Regions from separate parts of the Homo sapiens genome. Here regions 2 and 3 are each linked to region 1. A link is a loop called in an ENCODE intact Hi-C map of the cell type or tissue named here. Cell type or tissue: IMR-90. All regions are shown on one strand.

The links. Hi-C counts contacts between places; a loop is a spot of excess contacts. Peaks named below come from ENCODE experiments on the same cell type or tissue, not always from the same donor. Only the 100,000 strongest peaks of a DNase experiment are listed, where the experiment ranks them.
Region 2: a loop joins it to region 1, with 2.7 times the contacts of the local background. A loop is called at or near these places in 4 of 110 quality-filtered maps.
Region 3: it touches region 1 in a loop (3-fold over the local background); 14 of 110 quality-filtered maps call a loop at or near these places.

What each region holds. Positions count from the first base shown.
Region 1 is chr3:64,263,103-64,271,102 of GRCh38, reverse strand. It overlaps a transcript of PRICKLE2 not described here. Among named protein-coding and RNA genes, the nearest start is that of PRICKLE2, 42 kb to the right of the region's middle. In IMR-90, a CTCF peak has its summit at 3,165; DNase peaks (open chromatin) are centred at 2,892 and 4,822; H3K4me3 peaks cover 3,020 bases; H3K27ac peaks cover 3,025 bases.
Region 2 is chr3:64,459,782-64,467,781 of GRCh38, reverse strand. The region is part of intron 5 of LOC105377123 (a long non-coding RNA gene); the gene reads left to right. Among named protein-coding and RNA genes, the nearest start is that of PRICKLE2-DT, 19 kb to the right of the region's middle. In IMR-90, a CTCF peak has its summit at 4,048 (motif pointing right); DNase peaks (open chromatin) are centred at 5,381, 6,711 and 7,861; H3K4me3 peaks cover 680 bases; H3K27ac peaks cover 1,994 bases.
Region 3 is chr3:64,339,131-64,347,130 of GRCh38, reverse strand. No RefSeq gene overlaps it. Among named protein-coding and RNA genes, the nearest start is that of PRICKLE2-DT, 100 kb to the left of the region's middle. RefSeq lists an enhancer at 1,745-2,326. In IMR-90, no CTCF peak of the experiment used is centred here; DNase peaks (open chromatin) are centred at 1,570, 2,140, 3,990, 6,330 and 1 weaker place; H3K4me3 peaks cover 509 bases; H3K27ac peaks cover 4,267 bases.

The DNA.
Region 1 (8,000 bases):
GTCCTATTACACAGACGTTGGGCCTTCTCATTATATTCTCCATATCTCTTTATCTCTCAGATATTTTTCAACTCTTTATCCTTTTGTGCTTTATTTGTGTAGTGTCGTGAGATCTACGTTTCTTGCTTTACTAGTATCTATTTAACCTGTCCTTTGAGTTTTTAATTTTAGTGGATCTATGGAGAGGAGTAGTCATCATGTCTTGTTCTTTTTAAGGGTTTCAATTTTAGCTTCAGTGTTTTAAATCCTTATAAACTTTCTCATTCCATGTTTCTTTTCAGAATGTCAATTGTTTTATGACCTGTAATTCTTGAGCCTCTTATTCTTTTATTTGTTGACTTGTAACATCAGTTTCTTGGATGTTGTATAATTTACCGTTGGGATCTCATGCTTGTGGGATTGGTTGTAGCCTGGGTTGTAGAAGTGGCCAGAGAAATCTTCATTTGTTTCTATAAGGCATTCCTGGCATGTCACGAACAGGACTAATTTTAATATTAATTTTTTTAGTCAGAGCTTCCTGATTTTGACTTTTGTTATTCCTAGAATCTCATGAAAGGCACAGCCCTAGGATTTCTCATTCTCAGTTAAAACATTTCCCTCTCACCCACAATACAGGTAGAGACAGACAAGTTTTACCTAGGTGGTTGTCAATTTTTCCAATCTATTTGTTCATTGAAGGTGCAGCCCTCAGTGAATATTTTTGGCTTTCTACAAAGGTCTTGTAACAGCTTCCTGCTTCTCTTTGTCCCAAGGCACTGTCTGTCTCCTGTGTGGGCATTACAATCCTAGCCCCTAGGGAACCAAGACAACCCTTTTGTCTGCCACCAACCACTCTTCCCTCTCTCTCATAGCCACAGCATAACTTTGCATGCTTCTTACTCTTGTTTTTAATTACCTCTTTATTTCTTGGTATTTTCCTGTGGTTTTTTTTTTGTTTTTTTTGTTTTTTTTTGTTTTATGTAAGGTCTCATGCTGTCACCCAGGTTGAAGTAGATTGGTGCCCTCATGGCTCAATGTGGCCCTGAATTCCTGGGCCGAACCAACCACCTCAGCCTCCTAAGTAGCTAGGACTACAGGTGCACACCACTGCAACCAGTTAGTTTTTTATTTTGTGTAGAGATGGTGTCTTGCTATGTTGCCAAGTCTGATATTGAACTCACGGCTTCAATGATCCTCCTGGTGTGGCCTTCCAAAGTGTTGGGATTACAGGTGTGAGCCATCGTGCCCAGCCTTCCTTTCTTTATTGTGAGTCAGCTAGGCATTTAAAATAATTTTTGTTATATTTTATCTAGCATGTCTAGGTATTTGAAGAGTTGGAATTTTCAGGTTGTCATCATTTGCCATTTTGCCAGAACCAGGACCTTGTTACAAGCTCATGGTAAAAGGTTCAAATAATATACAAGGACATATGATGAAACGTTAGTGTCCTTATCCTCTTAGATCTGCCTAGGCCTCAAATCACCTTGTCAGTAACAACAACCTTTATCATTTTCTTAGGCATGGTTCTAGAAGTACTTTTTGCATATACAGCATATGTATGTGCACATACGTAATACATGAAGATGTTTTGTGCAAGCAGAAATATGTTTTACTATCTGCACTGTACTTAGCAATGTATTGAGGAGCTCAGTGCATACTGGTGCACTTAGTTCTTCCTCTTCTTTCTCATGACTGTATAGTATTCTATCATATGGATGTATCATAATTTACTAACGTCCTGTATTATTGGATAATTATGTTTTCAGTTATTTTGATCTTATAAACTATCCTACAATAAACATTCCTTTACATATGTCTTTGCTTGTATATCATTTAGCATAATTCACTTCGTCTGTTTCCTTCTCTCCCCTCCTCCGCCTGCCACCACTATGGGTTACTTGTGGTCAAGGACTTTATCTTTCATTGATGATCCTAGTACCTGGCATGGGGCCTGGCACTGAGCTGGCACTTAACTCACGTTTGTTTCATTAATAACTGTGCTCACTACAAAGTCAGATCAGCAGTCAGACTCAGTCCAAATCTCCAGCAAATGTATTTTAATTGCAGTGATAACAACAGCTATTGACTGTTCAGTTGTCCGAGGTTATTGACTGAGTGCCTCCTCTGGACTAAACATGAGCTCATGCAATCTTTACTACAACCCTATGAGATGGTAAATTTCATGATCATGCTTTACAGACAAGGAAACTAAAATGCAGGTTACCTACCTGTAAGAGGGAGAGTCCATATATGAACACAGTTTTGTGTGAAATTAATGCCTGGCCTTTTGACTACTCTCTTAATTAACAATTGTACTGGCATAGCCAACATGGGACATATTTCCATTGTTCATTCTTTTGTGTATTCATTCATTCAATCAATAAACAAACATTTACTGAGAGCTCACGACGTTCCAGGTAGGGAGTGATATGTCTTGATAAAAACATTCCTACCTAGGTAGAATTTACAGTGTAAAGGGAGTGACAGATTAAGCAAAAAAGTGAAAATGTGATGAGTGGCTGAAAAGAGACATAAGCAAAGGCTTTAGGAGCACCAAGAGCAGAGAGCCACGAAGGCCTCCAGTGTCTGTGATAAACTGGATGAGCCTTGAAGGACAGCAGTGGGTTGAGGGGGGCACAGGAGGGGTGAAGCCTAGGATTCCAGCATGCCCCCTGTTCCTTGTGTGCGTGGCACAGTCGAATCTTTCTCTTCCAGCCACTGCCAGCTCTCAGGACCTCTGGTGTGAGGGCCAGAGAGCCTGTGTCCTTCTGCTTTTGAAAGGTGGCTCAGCACTCCATTAGCCCTTTCTAATTTTAAAGTAGTAGCTCCCTTGATTGAAATCTCAATTTGGGAACAGGCCTAGGATTGGCCTGTGGCTCGAGATTTTCACCAATAAGCTGAGTGGGAGGTGGGGAGGTGTCCCTTTAAGCAGCCGGGAGGCAGCCCAGAGAGCTTGGAGCTCCTCTCCCCAGGACCTGAGCGATTTTCCTGGATCCGGAGCTGCGCACAGAGCAGCTGCCGCCCCAGGAATGTTACCTGCCTTGTGCGGAGCCCCTGCAGGGCCCCCTTCGGCTCCGGGCAGTTGGCTGCCGACGCCCCGCTGGGTTCCTTAGCTGCGGCCGCTACCCCTGCCCCTGGGTCTCCAACCCCCTTTCCCCGGCTCCCCCGCAGTTTCCCGGGCCGGCAGAGGCGCCGCAGCGTCGGAGCAATGCAAGGCTAAGCCGGGTAAGTGGCCCCCCCATAGCCGGGGAGCACAGAGGGCGGCGCAGGGGCATGTTTGCTCCTGGTTTCAGGAGCTCCCCTGAAAAAGGGGCCTTGCAGCTGGAAACTAAGCTCTGGGAGAGATGCGCTTTGCCACCCAGACGCTGGGAAGTCAGGAGCCCCGCGGTGGGGACCTGGTGAACTGAGGGTCTGAGTGTCAGCCACCTTTCGCGCAGCCACTTTATTAACCAGCAATGGTAATCATAATATCACGAGGCGATGGTGGTATTATTGTATTAGGACTACTTAAGAGGGAACATGAAAACATCCCTGGACTTGCTTTTTAAATAGCCTTTATTCTCTTAGAATTCATTTTCCCCTAAATATTTAAAAGGTATTTACTGTTAATGACCTAGTTATTTTCTATTCAAAATATTTCTTAACATCTCCAGGAAGATCTACTTTAAAACATGACTTACTTCTTCCCACATACCTTTATATTTTGAGCTTATATCCCCGAAAAGATAAAAGTTGTTTATTTTCCCAGAACTTTAAAAATCCATTTCTTTGCTTCTTGGTGGACTTCGGTAATGAAGCAACTCTGGATTTGTTAATGTGTTCTTTCTGAATTGGGGTAGGTGGAGAGGGCCCTTCTCCTAGCCCTTCCTAGCTCTACATGGGGGAGTGTATAGTTTGGAGATGAGAGAGTTAATTCTTACTTTCCAAGTTGCCAAATGCACCCTCTCAGATGCTGGAAGAGTCAGGACTTGGTGAAGGTTGGGATTACAAATCTGGAGTGCCTGGGCAGCCGTGCCCTGGGAAATTTTAAAACCAAAATAATCAGGAAAGATTGTGGGTAGGTGCTGGGTAAGATTTAAAAGATGAGGTTTCAGCTCCCCCCACCCATCTGTTCACTTGTGTGTACCTAAGCAAGAGGTTGAGAATCGAATGCAGAGGGTCAGTTTACTTTTTTTTTTTTTTAAGATGAGGCAGCTGGAAGACATGCCTTCCAAAATTGGAGCAGAGTCTGATGTGTGGATTGCCAAATTCCATTTCCGCCCATATTAAATTATTTTGGCTTCTAGAAGCCCTTATTTTGCTGGGCCGGCCTTTATTTGCAGTTGTTTAGGTGGTGTGAATCATTTGTATACTTTGAGTTCCCTGCTTTCTGTACGCAAATGTTTTTATCTGTGCAGCTAGTTGAGTAATTAGAGACATGGACATGGCCCTGTCTGTACAGACAGAACAAATACCACTTGGGGAAGATCTGGGCCTTTCCTTTTCAAATCATCAATTGCCAAATCTTCCCAGCCTGTTGGGCAATTCAGATAAAGGTGTCAAGTGAGCTGGGCAGTGAAGAATTTATATATGCAGCTGATTCTGCTCATCCTACAATAAAGCATCTTCCCATGGGGCCAAAAAGTGGGGGTTAGGGAGGCATATAAAAATGATCCTGTGTTCTTAGTCACTGACTACCCAGCTCTCTCTGGATTTCTGAGAACCTGCCAGGAGAAACTGTTGACTGGATGGAAGTTTCAAGAAATGCAGAACAGAAATCAGGACAAGCCCTCCTTGAGCAACTTTTATTTCTGTTTGGAGGAAAGGAACACTTTGTTAGAATAACAAATTGTGGCTGCTTTTCAAGACCAGAAAACCGTTCTTCTTCTGAAGGCAGATTCGTTTTAAGAGTGTGAATCATTTGGTTTAGCTTTTTTTTTTTTCTTTTGCGGTGGAGGCTTGGAGATGATTAAACGTCCTGTCTGCAGGAAATTACCAGGAGATTTGAGTATTTTCCTGAATCAGCCTCAGATGGTACACAGCTTTGGGTGTAATACAAGAAAGCTCTGTTACAAGGCAGTCTTTCCTCAGTGATACCCTCAATCTCACACAGGCTTTCAAGCCTCTGCATCAACAAGCCTTTTATTTTTTATTTTCGGGGTTGTACTTCCATTTAAGAAACTGAAATAACTCTCTCATTCCCTCTGTGAGCTTAAGATGGAACTTATTTTTGAGACAGTTTTATCGAGCCCACTTCCCCACTAGCCTCCTCCCACTTAGCTTCAACAGGAAAAACTCTTGGCTTCTTTTCCCAAGATTTCTTTTAAGCCAGAATTGTTATCCTTAGGGACACAGATGTGTCGAGGAATGAGAGGTGCAAAGGTTTGAACTAGCACTCACCAATTTGGTGGTGACATTTATGGTCTTTGTGGAGCTGTTTGCAGAGCAGGCTAAGTGGTCTTGTGTTGGGTTTGCCCTGAAGTACATCAACAATATAGAAAATGGGCAATGAAAAGACGGTAAGAGGCAACTGAGGGACATGCGTGCTGCTTTGTGTAGCTGTGTATGCAGAGATCTGTGGGTTTTTAAAAATAATTTAGAAAACCAAATCTCAGAGATGCTGTGCTCCCCAGGCTGTTTTTCTTAATCTTTCCTGAAAAGTACTCAGTCACATTAAGCACTTCCTATCACTATCATAAAGTAGGAGAGCGCTAGGTGAATATAAACTCTGTGCGATATTCTGATGTCAATGAGAGGAAGCAGAGGGAATGATTTTTTTTAGCTACTAAAACACAGAATGGTAATCCTAGTTGAATATAATGAGACTTTATGGAAATTGTATTGAGGTTTAAATGTGATGTTCCAAAAAAGTTTCTTTGATATTTTTTATTTTCTCAAAATCTGAATGGTGAGGAATTCTTTTCTGGGATACTTAGCATTTGATTGCCATTCAGTTTTTTTTGTTTGTTTGTTTTTTGTTTTTCTTTTTGCTTTGTTTTGTTTTGTTGGTGATGTTTTTTCATATCCTGCTCCTCTGTGTGACCAGCAAAGGAAGGCTCATTTTTGCAAAGATTGTAATCTGGACAACTTCCAGAAGAATGGAAGATGTAGGGGTAGCGGAGGGAACAGACGCAGGTACTGTGGGACTCAATGTCTGGGAAAACTCATGAATGATCTCCCTGCAAGATTAGCCCAGAGGCCTTTGAGAATTGCTTCATATTTGACTTTTAACAGCCAGCCTGTGTAGAGAAATCCTTGTACCTATCACTAGGGTCTCTCCCTCTTCACAAAGCATCTTCCCAGGCAAGATGCCAATCCACAGGGAGCGTATACGTGACATTGCTTATCACATCTTTCAAAGGTTGCTTCTTACTACTTTTTCTTTAAAACAGCTACTATTTGATCTCTTGGGAACATTTGCAAAAGGTTACTCTGCATTCACCCAGGCTGCTGTAATTAGTCACTGGTTTTGTTTTATATTTTCTGATGATTGAGGCTCTGTTCAGGCTTCTGGGGATAAGCAAACATCTGTTGAGTTGGATGTTAGATAAATTCTAATTTTGAACACTAAGTTGTCCAGGCTGGAGAAGAGGTCTCATCTTGCCATATTATAAATGATAACATCAGTAAACAGAATGATGCCTGTTAACTTACTGAGCTTTTGCCAAGCACAGACTTAACGTCTTACCAGTCTTTCTCAGACTTTATAGTGCATAGGGATATCCTTCAGGGAGTCTATTTCATAGGTCTGTAGTATGACCTGGAAATCTGCATTTAAGAAATATCCAGGTGGAACTCTGGACTTTATCTTGAGAAGCACGTCGCTGTTTGCTCTTTATTACTGAAAAACCCTTACGACAACCCTATGAGGGTTGGTGCCATCAGCCAGCCTATTTCACAGATGATGAAGGATAAGCTCAAAGAGGTTTGGTAACTCCCCTGAGACACAAGGCTACCAAGTGGCCATGCGGGGGACCTGGACCTACAACTGTCTAATTCCAAGCATCTACCTGGGATGCTTCTTAAATGCAGCCTGTGCTCTCAAGCATTTGCTCTTGGTGGATTGTTGGCGGGTTGTGGAGTGGGGGGTGGGGTGGGCGGTCTTCTCTTTATAATTTATACTCAGTAACCACCCTTCCCACTGCCCTGCCGCCACTCTGCCGAAGCCTGCTTCTCTAGGATGCTGGCATTCTGTAGACAGCAGTCCATGAGGTCCCCATTTAGACAATCCACTGTGATGGAATTGAGGGAGACCACATGGGGCAGAGGCCCTCGTGGCAACAACTTGAGGAGTGTTCAGCTCATTTGCCTTGGGTTCTTTAAGTTCTGAACCAAGATGACCCAAGATAAGGCTGATTGACTGTGAAGTGCTTTTAATTCCTGCAGCTTTTGGAATTCTTAAGACAGTTATGTTTCCATCAAGGGCCCTTTCTACCTGGATGTAGGTGCCACTTTCTTGCCTCCAATCCATAATGCCTCCCACAGGATCCTTTCACAAGACCTCACCCTACACAGCCCCAGAAAGTTGAAGCCATTTCCTAATGCTCAAGGCCTGAGCTCACTTGCAGCCCTTCCTGCATTCTCTGTATATCCCCCCATTCTGAGTGTAATCCTGTGGAAAGTGAACTCAAAGGGAATATTGTAAAGAGGAGAGGCAGAGACTGAACAAAGCCTCATTTAAGCTTCTTGCCTGATTCTCCCTTGGCCTGACCTGATTTCTCCTAGTCTTTGGGGCACATGGACCAGGAATGATTTTTCTTGCTTAATTGCTGCAGAATTGTGGATACAGGACAGACCACTTAACCTCATGAGCTTCAGCTTCATTATCTGTAAAATGGTATGTTCATGTCGACCCTTTCTCCTTCGGGTACAAGTGATGTAATGTCCAAGAAGGCACTTTGGACTTTGTTTAAACACATTTTGAAAACTTACTCATGTTGCCTTCTAGCAGTGGTTCTCTTACTGTGATATTGGGAATACCTGTTTGGTGAATTGCTCTTCTAAAAAAGAAAACAAAAAAAGGCGCCATGTGTGCGTGGAAC
Region 2 (8,000 bases), 200 kb before region 1:
CACACTGTGCCTGTCTGAGGTCATGGACTGCACTAATCAGCAACTATGGCCCAGATGCCTACCCCTGGGGTGAGAAGCAGGGGTATAGAATCAGCTCTGCAGGGTCAGCCCCACATCCGTCACCTAGACTGAAGGTTGGGGGAAGTGATTTTTCAAAGGAAACTTGGCTGCTCTTACCAGAAAAAGGGAGACTGGGTGCCAGGCAGGGGAAGCCACAACTGCTCTCTACAATGAGACTGTAGAAAAGTTTTTGACAGAGAGGATATTTTTCTCTCCAGTCTGATGCTGGGCCCAAATTTCAAAGAACGGAAGGCTATTAAAAGGGCAAAGGAAGGAAGTACTAATTAAAAGGTCCCTGCCAAGCTCTAGGGTCAGACAGAACAAAGAATCATCCATTAGGGAGGCTCCTAGCCTGGTGTTAACTGCAAGAGCTTTGGGGCGGGACAGAGGTTCAGCTCAGGGCCCTTAGATGTCTGAAACCTCCCGGACTTCATTTTTCTCATTTGTAAAATGGACATAAAATACCTACTTCTATGGTTTATTGGCAGGATTGGATGCTTTAATATATGACAAATCTTTAGGCTGGTGCTTGGCACATGGCTTGTTCTTAATACGTGGTAATGGCTGTAGTGAATGTTGCTGCTAAGCCTCCTCAAATGTTTGAGTCCTAGAGATTCTTCCTCTTAAGCCAAAAGTCTCCTCGGCTCCCCTGAAATCTTTGGTTCCTTATTTTTATTTATTTATTTAGAGACAAGTTCTCATTCTAGAGTGCAGTGGTACTATCATATCTCACTGCAGACTCCAACTCATAGGCTCAAGCCATTCTCGCAACTCAGGCACCTGAGTAGCTAGGACTATAGGTGCACACAACCATGCCAAGCTTAATTTTTTTAATATGTCATTTTGTAGAGACGAGGTCTTTCTATGTTCCCAGGCTGGTCTTGAACTCCTGAGCTCAAGTGATCCTCCTTCCTCGGCCTCCCAAAATGCTGGTTTTACAGGAATAAGCCAACCACACCCAACTCTGGTTCTTTTCTTTTTGAGGAAGAGTCTTGCTCTGTCACCGAGGCTGGAGTGCAGTGGCACAGAGTTGGCTCACTGTAACCTCCACCACCCAGGTTCAAGCAGTTCTCCTGCCTCAGCCTCCTGCGTAGCTGGGACTACAGGCATGTGCCACCTTGCCCAGCTAATTTTTTTTTTTTTTAATTTTTAATAGAGACAGTGTTTCTCTACATTGGCCAGGGTGGTCTCAAACTCCTGACCTCTAGTGATCCACCCATCTCGGCCTCCCAAAGTGCTGGGATTACAGCTGTGAGCCACAGTGCCCAGCCTCTGGTTCTTTTTTTAATAATCCCAAGATCAAGGACTTATTCTAGTACTTATGTTCCTAGAAGTCCTTTGACACTTTTCCAGAACTTTTGCTCTGACTTTGGGGTTATGCAATATGGGCCATGTCAGTGTGGACTACACTGGTGTTGTTTGTATCTATTAGATGCTGGAGAAACAAGATCCCCTATATTCCTTTGATCCGGAATATTCAAATGATGCAGTGTCTTTTCCATATTTCCTTCATGTCAGCTGGCTTTCCAAGGGCACCCTGCACAGCCACATTCCATAACCCACGTACAGTTGCCTCTGGCCACCTTTCTAGGCTCTTCCTGCAGGACGCGCTGCTCTATCTTGCCTTCCCTTCAAATCCTGCCACGGCTCTCAGACTTGACACTCTAGACCTTCCTTGTTTGCTGACTGATACAGTTGGGTGAGGTGTCTTTTTGTAGCAAATCACAGACACCAGTTGAAACAGACTTAATTATTTAATTGAAAAGTCAGAACATAGCAGGATTCAAGGACTTGAACAATATTATCAAGTCTCAGTCTCCATCTCTTGCCTCTACTTTCCTTCCTGTTGGCTTCATTCAGGGAGACTTTTCCCATCCCATAGCAAAATGGCCACCAGCAAAGGCAGCTTACACTGTGGGGGTGAATGCGTGATTTTTCCCAACTCCTCACCCATCCTGCATGCCTGCCTTTTGCCAGTGACTTTGTAGTCTCTTCCACCAGTAGAGTGCATTTGCCATCTCACTGATGTTGGGTGTAGCCATGTACTCTATTTTGGCCAAAGAAATGTGGTTGTAAATGACAGCGTGCCAGTTCTGAGCCTAGGTGTTAAGAGGAACTGCCTGTTTCCATATGCTTTCTCTTGTGCTTGTAGAATTACCATGAGGATATGCTGCAGGTAGCCTCTTTAAAAAAAAAAAGACATTTAGAGAGAAGCTGCTTCACTTGAATGCAGGCTTGCAGCTGGAAGCAGAGGCATGCCAGCTAATCTGAGAAATTGTTAGCATGATAATAAACACTTTCTGATACGTGGGGCTGAGCTATATGAGGGCTCTTTATATAGCATTGTTGTGGCCATAGTTGACTGATGCATAAACTATTTCCATTGCCACCAAAAGAGATTTCTTTTCTTCCTGACGGTTTCAATAAAAATCCTAAAATCCATTTCAATGCACCACACTTAGTTATAGGGCTGAAAGTGAAGAAGAGATGGCTCCCCACAGGAATTTGTGGTGCTCTTACCGGAAGACGGTATAAAGAATGTTGAGAAGTCAAAATGACAGGTTCTCATTGCATCATCCTTGAAGGGGCTGCGGGTACCTGTGTCCGATGTTAAGCCAGGAACCAGCCTTTTCACATCTGTACCGAACCTTATAGGGCAGAGCTCAACCAGATCTAAGAACCAGTTACCAGCTGGCCAGCTAGGGATGCCCAATACATAGCCATTGGTGTTCCACCAAAATCAAAAAGACCTAACCTCTAACTTCTCTCCCTTTCCAGGCCAGAATGGATAAGGTGGGCTTGTTCGGCTGGCAAGCTGCTATTTGGTAACTCACTGCCCTCCTCTGCAAGGCCAGTTCAACTCAGAAAAGTTGTGGGCAGAATGGTTGCTGGGTCCTGATTTAGAGCAGTCCTTTCTTTGCCAGCTCTGGTCTTCAGTTGTACTCTGGGGCTTTAATCTCTAGTGGTGTGGGTGCCCCACCAAGTCTCTGTTCTTGAGAAAGAACAGTCCTGAATTGAAAGCATGATGTGTAATAAATGGAACCCCTTTGCCCTGCTTTATAGGGTCTATTAAGTCTATTAAGCTTCCTGGTGAATATCATTGGAAATTAAGCTGATTTTTAAAACTGCAGAGGCTCTATTTTGCTTTCTTCCCCCAAATCCCACCTTTCTACCTTGACCTTTTTCCTGCTGTTTGGCAGCTGCTGTCTTTAAGGAATGCCACTTGGCTCCAAGATATTCATGGGGCATTTTTGATGGGCATTGCTTTGGGAAAGGGCAAGATTCTGCCTCTTTCTGACAGTATTGTCTTCCAAAGCTGCATGGCAACTCATCCTTCGGCAGGGCATCCATCGTGTAGAAGCTCTTGGAGCTATGAAGAGAAGATTCTGTTTCCTCTACTCCCCAGGGATTGCCCATCACTCTTGCGGTACTACACACCATCCCCATCCTTTGAATGCCAAACCTCTTCATCGAGCTGGGAGAAAATGTTGGGAGAAGGCTGGGGAGGGGGAAAGCAAACACTGGTCAGTGTGTTCACTCTGATTACACCATTGTGGGTGAGACAATAGCTACTGTGAATACAAGCAGGCAGGGTTCAATGCTGCTTTCTTCCCCTCGTCAATGCAATTTTGATCCAGCCAGGGCTACCCTGCAATTTTGATCCAGCTCAGTCTAACTGGGGCAGCCCAACCTGGAAACCAAGCCTCTCTCTGTTGGGGGGTGGCTCCTCTCATCATTTGGGAGGTTATTGGGACCATGCTTGGAACGTCCCATGAACGTGGGCCACTCCAAACCCACCAGAGCCTCCATGAACCAGCCTAATTGTTATTAAAACACATCTTTGATATAGACATGATTGCAAGTACCAATTATTAAGCTGTTGTCCCTCACCCCAGGGCCCACGAACCACTGTTTTGTGATGCAGTGGTTGGGGCTGCCATTTCTCCCGACCAGCTGGTGCCACATTTGGTTCTGCCACTAGGAGGCACCAGAGGGAGAAGGCAAAATTGAAGGATTTAAGAGGGCCTCCCACCTTCTAGTTTGCATCAGCTTCACCCTGGCAATAGCAGTCCGTTTCAGTCTCTAGCTTTCTCAACACACTCAGTACCAGCCTCTCAATCATTACTCTGCTCCGTAATTTACAAAATGTTCCTACTTAACAACGCCAGCCAGATGCAATGGCTCAGTGTGTAATCTCAACACTTTGGGAGGCAGAAACAACAGGATTGCTTGAGGCTAGGAGTTTAAGACCAGCCTGGGCAGTATAGCGAGACCCCATCCCTGCAAAAAGTTTGAAAGTTAGCCAGGTGTGGTGGTGCACACCTCTAGTCCCAGCTGTTCAGGAGGCTGAGGTGGGAGGATCACTTGAGCCCAGGAGTATGAGGCTGCAGTGAGCTATAATTATGCCACTACACACCAGCCTGGGCAACAGAGTGAGACCCTGCCTCAAAACAACAACAACAAAAACCACCTCTGGTGTTTTTTTTGTTTGTGTGTGTGTGTGTGTGTGTGTGTGTGTGTGTGTGTTTTAAATCTCAGCTCTGTGTGTGCGATTTCACTCACAACAAAGAAGAGAAGCATCAACAGCTGGTACAATAGGGAGCAGGGTCCCCTCCTTCCTAAAGATCCAATTTCATCCCGGGTGGTGGATAAGGCTAAGAAGATAAAAAATGACCTTTCACCTCTGGGGACAGTAATGTAAAATTAATTTGAGGCTTTGAACCTAATGAGCTGGCCCATCCTGGTGCGTACCCCATGAATAACACAGTATGTGCACAGCCAGCAGCCCAGCGATCTTTCTTCCTCTGATGGGGCTTGGGATGAGAGGGGGGATGAGAAAGAAACTCATTTTGAAAAATAATCCTCAGAGGAGAGAGGTCTGCTAGGTCTTCATAAACCCAGTATTAGAGGGAGGAAGAGGGGGAGGGGAGGAAGAGAGAGAGAGAGGGAAAGAGAGAGAGAATTATGTGCTTTTAATCTGCTTAGCTTTTCACTGCTGAATAGCTAAAGGGCTCAGACAGGCAAGAATATTGTGAGGTGGTTAAGTCCATGAACTTGGAGTTAGACCCCTTGGGGTCTAGGCTTGATTTGTGACTTTTTAGCTGTGTGATCTCCAGCATGTTTTTAAACTTGTGTTTTTGGGATGTTTGGATTAGATAGTACATGGAAAGTGCTTGTGTTTAGGCTAAGAATCTGGTTATTTTTGCATTTTTTGGCGGTGATTGAGGAAGGGGGGAGCAATTCGAGGGTGATTTATCCACAGAATATGAAGTCTGAGGTTTCTGCTCTGACAAGAGGAAATGTCTAACAGCAGAAGACAAAAGTGAAACCGGGCTGATGCGAATCACTGGGAAACTGGCTTTGGCACCTCCAGAGAATGAACTGTTTCATAGCCTAGCTGACCATCCATGAAAATGGCTGCCTGGAGAGGCAGTGATCAGCCCATCCCTGCAGGTATGCAAACAGAAGCTCTCTCCGCTGTATGAAAGGATGTATTCACTTCTTTCTTTTTTTTTTGGGGGGGGGACAAAGTCTTGCTCTGTCGCCAGGCTGAAGTGCAGTGGTGCTATCTCGGCTCTCTGCAACCTCTACTTCCCGAGTTCAAGTGATTCTCCTGCCTCAGCCTCCTGAGTAGCTGGGATTACAGGCACATGCCACCACACCCAGCTAATTTTTTTGTGTGTGTATTTTTAGCAGAGACAGGGTTTCAGCATGTTGGTCAGGATATTTTCGATCTCTTGACCTCGTGATCCGCCTGCCTAGGCCTCCCAAAGTGATGGGAGTACAGGCGTGAGCCATCACGCCCGGCCTGTGTTCACTTATTTCTAAGGATCTTTCTCCCATTCAAATGCTGGCTATTCCACTTGCTAATTGTGTTGCCTGGGTCATTGAATTTCTTGGAGGCTGGGCTGCTTTATCTGTGGAATCAGGCCAATGGTGCTATTGGCCTCCCTCTTATGATCTCCCTCCCTTTCCCTTTTACTCCCTTCCTGCCACCAACTAATGCTCATGATGTGCTGGGCACTGTGCTAGGCTTGGGAGATACTCAGAGGAAGAAGATGGTATAAGCACTCCCTGGGAAAATACTCAAACACTTAGTTTTAGGTTTAGAAGAAGACAGACAGATGAACAGATAATTATAAAGTAATTCCATAGATGCACTGATGAGATATGCGTTGAGTATTCTGGAAGCACAGGAGAGTGCATCTAACTCTTCAGGTGTGAGACAGAGATGGGGTCAGAGAATGCTTTGGTATTGGGCATTAGTGTAATAATTACATGGTGGGGTATCTCTGGCAGAGGAAGCCATATGAACAAAGACCCAGGGACAAGAAGACAGCATGGTGTGCAGGGAACTATATAAAAGGCAGCACAGCCGGGATAAAAAATGTGAGGGAAGAGTGACGGGAGATAAGGCTGAAGAGTTAGACAGGGGCTAGATCACAGAGGCCCTTCTCTTCCATGTTGCAAATGTGAACCATGAAACATCAGGCTGATTTTAAGTAGGAGACTGGCATGTTTGGGTTTCCATTTGGAACGACCTCTCTGGAGACTGTATAGAGGATGAGTTAGGAGGAGGCAAGGCCAGACCACCAGCTAGCAGTGTTGAAGTCAGGAAGTCATCTAAGCTAGAATGACGATGCCACGAAACATGCTTCTTACGGGGTTGTGGTGAGAATCTGATGATGGAATGCCCCGGGAAGCTTGTAGTAAGACATGAACTGCTTCCCACAAGCCAAGGGTCATTATAATTATGATCACTCTATAAAACATTGGTTTGGGTGCCCATCATATAAACTGGGTCCCTCCCATCACTTACCCAAACAGTGGCAACAAAATCCATACATTTGGTCAAAACCAGTATAAATGGTTGTTGGGCTTAACAAGAACCCTTTAAAAAGTAATGAAACCACTGGGTTGAGAAATAATTTTGCAGATGCTTCTGGGATACAGAAGACTAAATTTTGGTGCTGCTGGAAAGAATGGGGGAGAGAAGCACAATATTAAATTTTGGGCAAACTTGAAATGCACAATTAAATGCAGGCAAACTGGGAGGGCAGATGATACTCTTTGAATAAAACTTATAATAGATTTGGCACAAGAGGGTACTGGAGATGGGCCCAAATGTCTCAAATTTGCTGAACTGTTTTTGCAGACAGCTGGGAATTTACCAGCATTTTCCTTTTTTTTTTTTTTAAAAAAAAAACCAGAATATTTTGGATTTTGTAGACATGCCCTGGAATGCCCCATCTCAGGGAAGGCTAGAGGAATGTCTCAGTGCAAGTGTGGTGTCTGCTTCTACTGATGTTTATGGCAGAGCTGAAAATTGTCTTTAAAATTAACAATAGATGTGCATAAATCTTCCTCAGTTACCTAGCAACTGATACAAGACAACGCTGAGGTTCACAGGGCTGGGTGGAGGTAAACCTGTTTTAGGAAATACCTGGGAGCATTTTAGTAATGCCTGGAGATTGCTTGGAGGGAAAGGAAAACAAATTAACATGACTAATTAAATGTTTGAATTCCTTTGTTTTTTGTTTTTGGTCCTGGGTTTTTTTGTTTGTTTGTTTGTTTTTTGTTTTTGTAAAAATCAAATCAAATAACAAAAAGGTTTCCTAAATCTCTGAGGTTTCTAGCAACAACGAGGGTTTTACAAAGACTAGCTAATTTCTGAGGCCCCTTTCAAGGCTAAAATTTTTAGCCACGTATTAGCCGTATTGCCTCATGAGTAAAATGAGAGGTTAAACTAGGGGAATTGTAGTTTCATCCACATTTCTAGGGTGTATGGTGCAATAGGGCTTTTAGACCAGTTTTGTTGAATCAGACACCAAAGTCATGAATCTGGAATCAAAGTGAATTTTTTTAAAAAGAAAAGATGTTGAAATAATGAAGCAAAGAGACATGGGACTTAAGGAATACATACACACACACACATACAC
Region 3 (8,000 bases), 76 kb before region 1:
GGGCTCACACAAGCTTTCACATAACTCTGTATCTTACTGAATTCTCAGCTGACCAAGGCTGTGATTGATGTGTGCCAGAGTTTGCTGGTTCTCCTCTTCTGTCTGTTGTTGCATTTGTTTAAGGGGCATTCTGATTCAGAAGTGGATAGTGAGGAGAATCCAACACCTTTTCTGGATTTGGAGGGCTTTGTAGACAAAATGCCTGTTACCATGGTGAGCTCACCCTTCTCATGGCTCTAAATCCTCCATGTGCCCCCAACTCCCAGATTTGTACCTCCCTGAACTCAGACTTGCATAGTCAGTGGCTGCCTCATTGTCTCCTCTTCGTTGGCTACCAGACATCTCAAGCTTAACAGGGCCAAAGTTGGACTCCTGGTCTTCTCCCCAAATCCCATCCCAACCATAGAAATTGATGACAATTCCATTTATCTCATTTTTCTCAGGCCAAAAACTTTGGGGTCACTTTTGACTCTTCTCTTGCTCTTGCACCTCACACTCAGTTCACCAGGAAGTGCTGTTGGCTCTACCCTTAAAATATATACAGACTCTGACCATCTCCCACCACTTCCATTGCTACCACCCTGATTGTGGTCACTGTCATCTCTTGCCTGGATTCCAGCAACAGCATTCCTTCTATCCCAGCCCCCAGAGGGGTCCTTGGAAAGCATGTCAGGTCTCTAATCAAAACCCTCCAGTGGCTCCCCCGTCTCCCTCAGTCATCATGTGATCAACAGCTCCTTTCTTCACCCCCAGTTTCTTTCATTTCTCATCTAGTACTGTACTCTCTCAGGCCCACTGTGCTCCAGCCACACCGGGCTGTTCGTAGTTCCTGGAGCATGCCCCTGCCACAGGACCTTTGCACCAGCTGTTCCTTTTGCCTAGAATGCCTTCACTTCCTTCAAGTCGTTCCCTGGTCTACTTTGACAATCTATTTAAAATTTAACACTCTTTCCCCGGTGTGCTCAATTCCCCCAGTGTACTGCTTTTCTTTATGCAGAGTACTTACTACATTCTAATATATTTAGCATTTACTTATTTTTTGTTTGTCTGCCCCTGCTAAATATAGTCACTCCCTCCCTCACGAAATGCAAGGTCAGGAATCTTTTTGTGTTAACTGATGTATCCCAAGGACCTAGAACAGAGCCTGGCAGATAGTGGGTTCTCAGTAATCCTTACTGAATTAATGAGTGAAGCATCATGTCTTCTCAAGTGAGAGTGATTTTAATCTCTTATTCTCATTTAACCTGGTGCACTATCCTGCTTTAGGAGGCACTCTATAAGGTTTTAATTACATGATGAGGCTGGGGCAAATTCCTCCTAAATAAATTGTGACTTAACAGCACCTTCATGTGAACCTCGCATAATTCTTTAGTAATTTCTCTTCTTGAGCCTCCTGGATCCATCTGGAAATCATTCCAACAAACATCCATCCTATATAATAGATCACTATTTTCCTTTTTAATATGATTCTGGCTCCCCAGAGCCTGCAGTCAGCGTCAAGTTGGATTTCTTATCTCTGTTGCTTCATTAAGAGTGTACATATTTGGTTGCCAATGCTACGGTCCTCCACAGTGCAGTTTGTTGCAACAAAAGAAAGTGTTTGCCAAATGATTTGTCAGCATATGTTATAAAGCCACACAGGCACTCTTTATATAACTGGAAAATACTGATCCCAATTAGTGACAGATGAAAGACCAAGAGGGAAAGGCTGTGTTGCTTTATTCAAAGGAACTTAAGGGGTTCATGCAAAGGTGTAGGGGTGGGGTGGAGAGGAAGAGGGAAAGAGAGGCAGAGAATAGAAAAGGAGCAGATTGTGGGTGATGGAATAACATTTTGGAACCAAGGAAACGGGGATTTAGCATCATAGGTGCCAGTTATCTGTCTTCTTGACTCCTAGCATTCTTCAAGGTAATAACCTTTCCAGGCCAACTGGTCTTATGCATTAGCTCTTTGGAAGACAAACATTCTTGGGCTTTCTGAAATGCCAGTGATTGGAGCTGACCTCCCCAGGAGCAGGAGCTCAGCCTTTGTGTCATGCTGAGCCCCCAGGTGGGTTGGTGAGCTGTGATGCATGCACAGTTGGGGAAGGAGGCCCTAACTCCTGAGCTTGGCAGCCATTTGTGAACTCAGCAGCTTGTAATCCTTCCTGCCTTTGGAAGTGACTCACCTACACATCGGGAGAGCATGTTAGGCGAGCCTGGCCTCTTCTCCGAGAATAAATATTTGACCTGTTGATGTTCTCCAGGCGTCTTCCTAATTAGGAAACTCAGACAGATCTCTAAGAACAAAACCAAACATGGCTTCCCATTGCAGGGCAAAGCCCCTTTCACTTGTGTTAAATACCAAAGCCTGCAGCATACAGATTGTTGGTGTCTCAAAGGCATCTTTTAGGCTCATCTCCTGTGAAAAAATGTAACAGTGGCATTTTCATTTGCTTCCACTGGGAAAAGAGAACTTCCCGTATCAAGACCAAATGTTTATCGGGTAAAAAGTTTCCTTTGTTTACCATTCTTTGGACAATGTCTGCCTGTAGTTGTAGATGCTTGCAGGACAGACAAATATATCTTTTCAGGTGGTGAGGTAGCTGACCTCTAAATTAATTGACCCATGAGGGATGATGCTTTTTTCTAACACTTTGCATGCCTGGGGGTGCTGTAAAAATAGCCTCTTGTTCACGCTGAAGCTCCCTGGAAGGTTTTTAAATTGAGTGAACTGAAGAATTTACAATAGTTAGGTCATGGAGGGGGTTTTTTAATTGTATGATGTAGCTGAGAAGATATCTGTAAGAGGAACTCAGACATCTGAATCACAGACTAAATGGGACACTCAATGTGCTCATCTTGTCATGTGTGGTTTGGGGTTCAGACTCCTCTACTTCAAGTTACTGTTCTTTAGCCAGCAGTTTCCTCTGGATGAAAACCAGCCTTCCCCCCACTCTCCCTGTCATGTCAACAGGAAGATATTTTACATTAAGAAAAGATTCCTGGGAAATGAAGAAAGAGAGCTGGGAGTTGGGCTGAAAAACTGCAAACGGTTCTTGAATCAAGTGATTTTTGTCTTTCTGTCTGGTTGGCAAGGTGACTTCACCCACATCCCACTCACACATTCATCCGAGAGTAAGTCCAAGCTAAGGATACAAAAGGCAGTCTGTGGCAACACGTTCCATAGAACAGCTACGATGAACATTAAACATGTTTAATTATCAGCCCAGATGTATATCCTGTGTGTTGGATAGCGCAAATCTAGCAGAGGAGGGATGAGAAACAGGCTCTTCTCCATGGTTAATAATGTCATATCTATCTTTGGGTAGCATCTGATTACAACCGTGTCTATTATTTAAAAGGTTCTTTAAAAAAACATGACCACAGGGGAAAATGGAGTGGCTGTTCTCTTCCTGCCGTCTGCAGATTATGTTTTAATCATGCCGCATCTAAAGATGCAGCGTTTTCTCATGAAATTTGTCAAAACTAATAAGGCGATTTTCTAACCTATGGTAACCCCACTTAAGTAATTTATGTAATTACTTAGGACAACCCAGGCCTGCTCTAGGTTTTTAGGCCATGTTATTCTTTTTCTTTATTCCCTTCAAGACCTACTTGGGATGAACCAATACCCCTAGGTTAAGCACTTCCACTCGAATCTTGTAAATGTATGTGCAGCTGCATTTTCAAGGGATGAAAACATTGCTGTTTAGACGTTAGGTTCATTTATATAGAAGGAGATTTTAATGAGAACAGCTTAGAGGGCATGATACTTTTAGGGTCTGGGGAGAGAGTTAAATGAGAGAGAAGCAAGACCTCCTTGAAGCTGCCATAGTCCTAGAAATCTAGACTACTAAGCTGTGAAGGTATTTAGCCAAGCCTGGGGTGGTGGAGGGGCAGGGGGGCAGAGGGTTGTTGGGGGAGCTTGCAGGGAAGAAAGCATTCTTGTCAGACTGTACTCTGTGGAAGCCTGGGGCCCTACATGTTCCCTGAATGGGTAATGACTCATGGTGGCATACCAAAACTCAAAGCAAGGGTCAGCAAACTGTAGCCCGTTTTTGTAAATAAAGTTTCATTGGAACACAGCCATGTGATTTGTTTCATTATCATATGTGGCAGCTATTGCGTTACAGTGGCAGGACTGAGTAGTTGTAACAGAGACCATATGACCTCCAGAGTTAAAAAGATTTACTATCTGACCCTGAAAAGAAAGAGTTTGCTAACCCTTGAACTAAAAGGCTGGATTTTCAACTTATAGGCCACAATTTCCCAAGGGCATCCATTGATGGGCATCAGTGTAATGAATCTCCTGAAGTTATATGCAGAATATTTTATATGTGCACATGCCCACATAGGATTTTCTGGCGAGAGAGTGCATGGATTATAATAGGTTTTCCAACGTGTCTATGATCCTAAGATGAAGATCCTTAACTTGAAAGGATATGCAAATTTTACCCCAGTTTACACTCTTGACTTCTGCTTTCCCTTGTATTCTTTTTTTATCCTAAACTCTTTAGGATCCTGCTAAGTAATTGGTCTGAAAAATAAATTATATCTGAAGTCTAACAGGAAAGTATTTTATTCCATAAGAACAGTTTTATCTTAACCAGGGCCTTTCATGCTAGAACCTTAAGGTGTATGTTATAGGGACAGCATGAGAAACTAGATCACGGATGGGGTGGGAGAGGGGGCTGCATGGCCAGGAAACTGCTGGCTGGAGGGGTGTGGAAGTTTGCATCCTGCCTAAGGAGACAGTAAGGGCAGTTATCTTCCTGGACAAATAAGGACATAAAACCATAACAGTAGCTTCTTTTTAACAATGTGTAAGGCAATATGCTGAGCATGTTATATGAAATATCTGACTTCATGCTCAACATCCCAGCAAATGGATGTCTGTAATATTAGAACAGTGGCCAGCACAAAGTATGCACAATGTAATTGTTAGTGATTATCCTTTATCATCCTCAGCCTCACCATTCCCATTTATCATTTGAGGAAATTGAGGCTCAGACTTGTTCAAGATTTCCCAGCACCTAAATAACAAAGGAGGAACTGGAAGTTGGGTCTGTCAGTTTCAGAGAAACTGGAAGCCAAGTCTGTTCAATTCCAAAGTTTTCACCTTTTAAAAAACCCTATTCTGACCAACTCCACATACCCCAGTATGTGAGTCCTCTTTCAAAAGGCACCCAGAAAGGCTCCTGTGATAGTGGTGTTAAGAGACACATCTTCTCCCACATTTCCACCTTATCTCACTTCCTTGAGAACCTTACCTTGAGTATCTTGGTTCCAAACCAGTGGGTCTCAAGCCTCGCTGTCCATCAATGTCACCTCGGACAGATTCTCAGTTACCATGCCAGGACCTTCTGCATCAAAACCTCTGGGGGCGGGCCCTGGAAATCTGTGTATTTCATAAACCTCAGTGGGTAGTTATGTTCTGGCCAGCCAAGCATTGGTCCATCAGCTGCCACTTGGACATCCCTATTCTAGATGCCACCTAGACTCTGGCCATGTAAGGCCATGGGGGTGAGGGTGGGAGTGTGTAACTGCTGCTAAGAGCTGACTGCTTGAACCAAGGTGACTCACCCCCCTTTTGGAAACAGGCAAGATGTTCCCTCTTTGCAGTTGGGTCCTCCTGTCCAAACAGAGCCAGCAGTCTGTGGGTGGTCCCAGGCATGCAGGAGGGCTCCCTTCTGGCAGAGCCAAGAAAGAACAGGCTGAGATGCAGTTGGTTCTTAGGAAAGGAATAGAGAAAGGTGGGGGTGGTTGGCCCAGAAACAGCAGGATTAGGAAGTCATTCGGAACTCCAACTGGAGCTGGAGGAGGAAGAATTTTTGTTTTTTCCTTTAGGCCTCATTTTAAGGTCTTTACTACATCTTCATTTAATTCATAAGAGCCATGGAAGTTTAGAACTGTCCTGAAAAAAAAAAAAAAAGAGAGAAAGTAAAGAAACGCACATTATAACAAATTATAGCCCTGTAGTTTAAATCCTCGCAGGTCTAAATTACGTACTGACTGAAAAAATGAGAGGAGAAGTCCACGGGGTTGGAAATGGCTGTGGAACACAGCAGGCGAGCTTGCCAGATTCTCCATGAGAAATCTGCACCCCTCTCAAAACAATTAGAGCAAGTTGCTCTGTGTGTGCGTGTTTGTGTATGTACGTATTTGCTAGTCTGCACTGGTCTTTTGCGGGGGTCGGAGCAATTAACCTTGTTTTTCCTTTTAGCTAGAGGTCTGGAAAGAACTTGCAGCATTTAAAATTTGGAAAGTACACAGGGAACAGACGTATTTATGTTAAACTCGATATTTGAGAGTCTTCTTTCCTCCGAAGCAACATGAGTAACTACCAGTGGGAACTGACTACTTTGAGTCATGCATGTAGATTTCTGTCTGGCTTTTCCTGGTGAGCTGATGTCCTTGGAATCTCAGGGGTATATGAAAATGTCATTCCTAGCGTTTTGCTAAAGCGCTCTTCCCCTGCGTTAACTCATGCAGTGGGGGATGTCATCAGTGAAGTGTAAATTGCCCATAATATCTCGGCTAATTAAATTATTAGACAAGTAAGATCCTTTCACAGTCTAACTTCTCTAAATTATTTGCTGCTCAAACCCATCCAGATAGAAAGTTTGGATTGGGATGCAATCTCATGTTCTATTAGTATATGGATTTAAGAAGAGATGGCGGATGGAGTCAGCCTAATTAAAATGAAAATCTCATTAGGTGAGGAGAAAGAGAGAAATTCAGTGTCACACTTGTACTACATTAACAATCACTTCTCTCCCAACCATCTTCCTTTGGCTGAATTGTTCTTATTTAGAGACCAAGACACAAGCTCAGTTGGCTTGCTGGCTTCTCTGCCCCCTTGGGGAAGGGGGACCAAACTAGAAGCTTGACTCTTCCATAGAGAGTATTAGAAAATTCCAGGGAGAACTGGCTTCAGAGCTGGTGGCTGTGTTAATTATAGCCCAGGGCCTGGAGGGACCTCATTGCCTGGCCACTCATCATCATATTCATTTTTCCTCAAGAATAAAAATATTTCTGTTTTTAACAGCAGGCAGGTACAGAAGTGGGGCTGGGCCAGGCTTAAGGGGAGCGACTGAGCTCCAGCCTCTGACCTGAATCATTAGAACTGTCTTTAGGATGGGTAAATAATGGAAGTGGCCCTAGGCCCTTATTTTTATCCAACAGCTTTATTGAGATATTATATATTTCACGTACCATACAGCTCACCCATATAAAGTATACAACTCAACGTTTTTTGGTGTATTCCCGTGGTTGTTCAACTGTCACCATTAACTCCAGAACATTTTTATCACCCAGTGACTAGCATTCACAGCCAGGCACAGTGGCTTATGCCTGTGATCGCAGCACTTTGGGAGGCCGAGGTGGGAGGATCACCCAAGGTCAGGAGTTTGAGACCAGCCTGACTAATGGTGAAACCCCCTCTCTACTAAAAATACAAAAATTAGCCAGGTGTGGTGGCAGGTGCCTGTAATCCCAGCTACTCAGGAGGCTGAGGCAGGAGAATTGCTTGAATCTGGGAGCCAGAGGTTGCCGTGAGCCAAGATGGCACCACTGCACTCCAGCCTGGGTGACAGAGCAAGACTCCAACTCAAAGAAAAAAAAAAAGATTAGCATTCACTTTTCCCTCCACCTCTCCGTCCCTGAGCCCTAGGCAGTCCCCAATCTACTTTCTTTCTCTATGGATTTGCCTATTCTGGACATTTTGTATAAATTGAATCATACAATATTCAGTCTTTTGTGACTGGCTTCTTTCATTTAGCATAGTTTTCAAGGTTCAACCAAGTTGGAGCCTGTATCAATATGTCATTCCTTTTTATTGCTGAATAATATTTCATTGGATGGATATACCACACTTTGTTTATTCAAGTGTTGGTGGGCATTTGGGTTGTTTCTGCTTTTCAGCTATGATGAATAATGCTGCCATAAATATTCATATATAGGTTTTTGCATAAACATATGTTTTCTTTTCTCTTGGATATATTTCCTGGAGTAAAATTC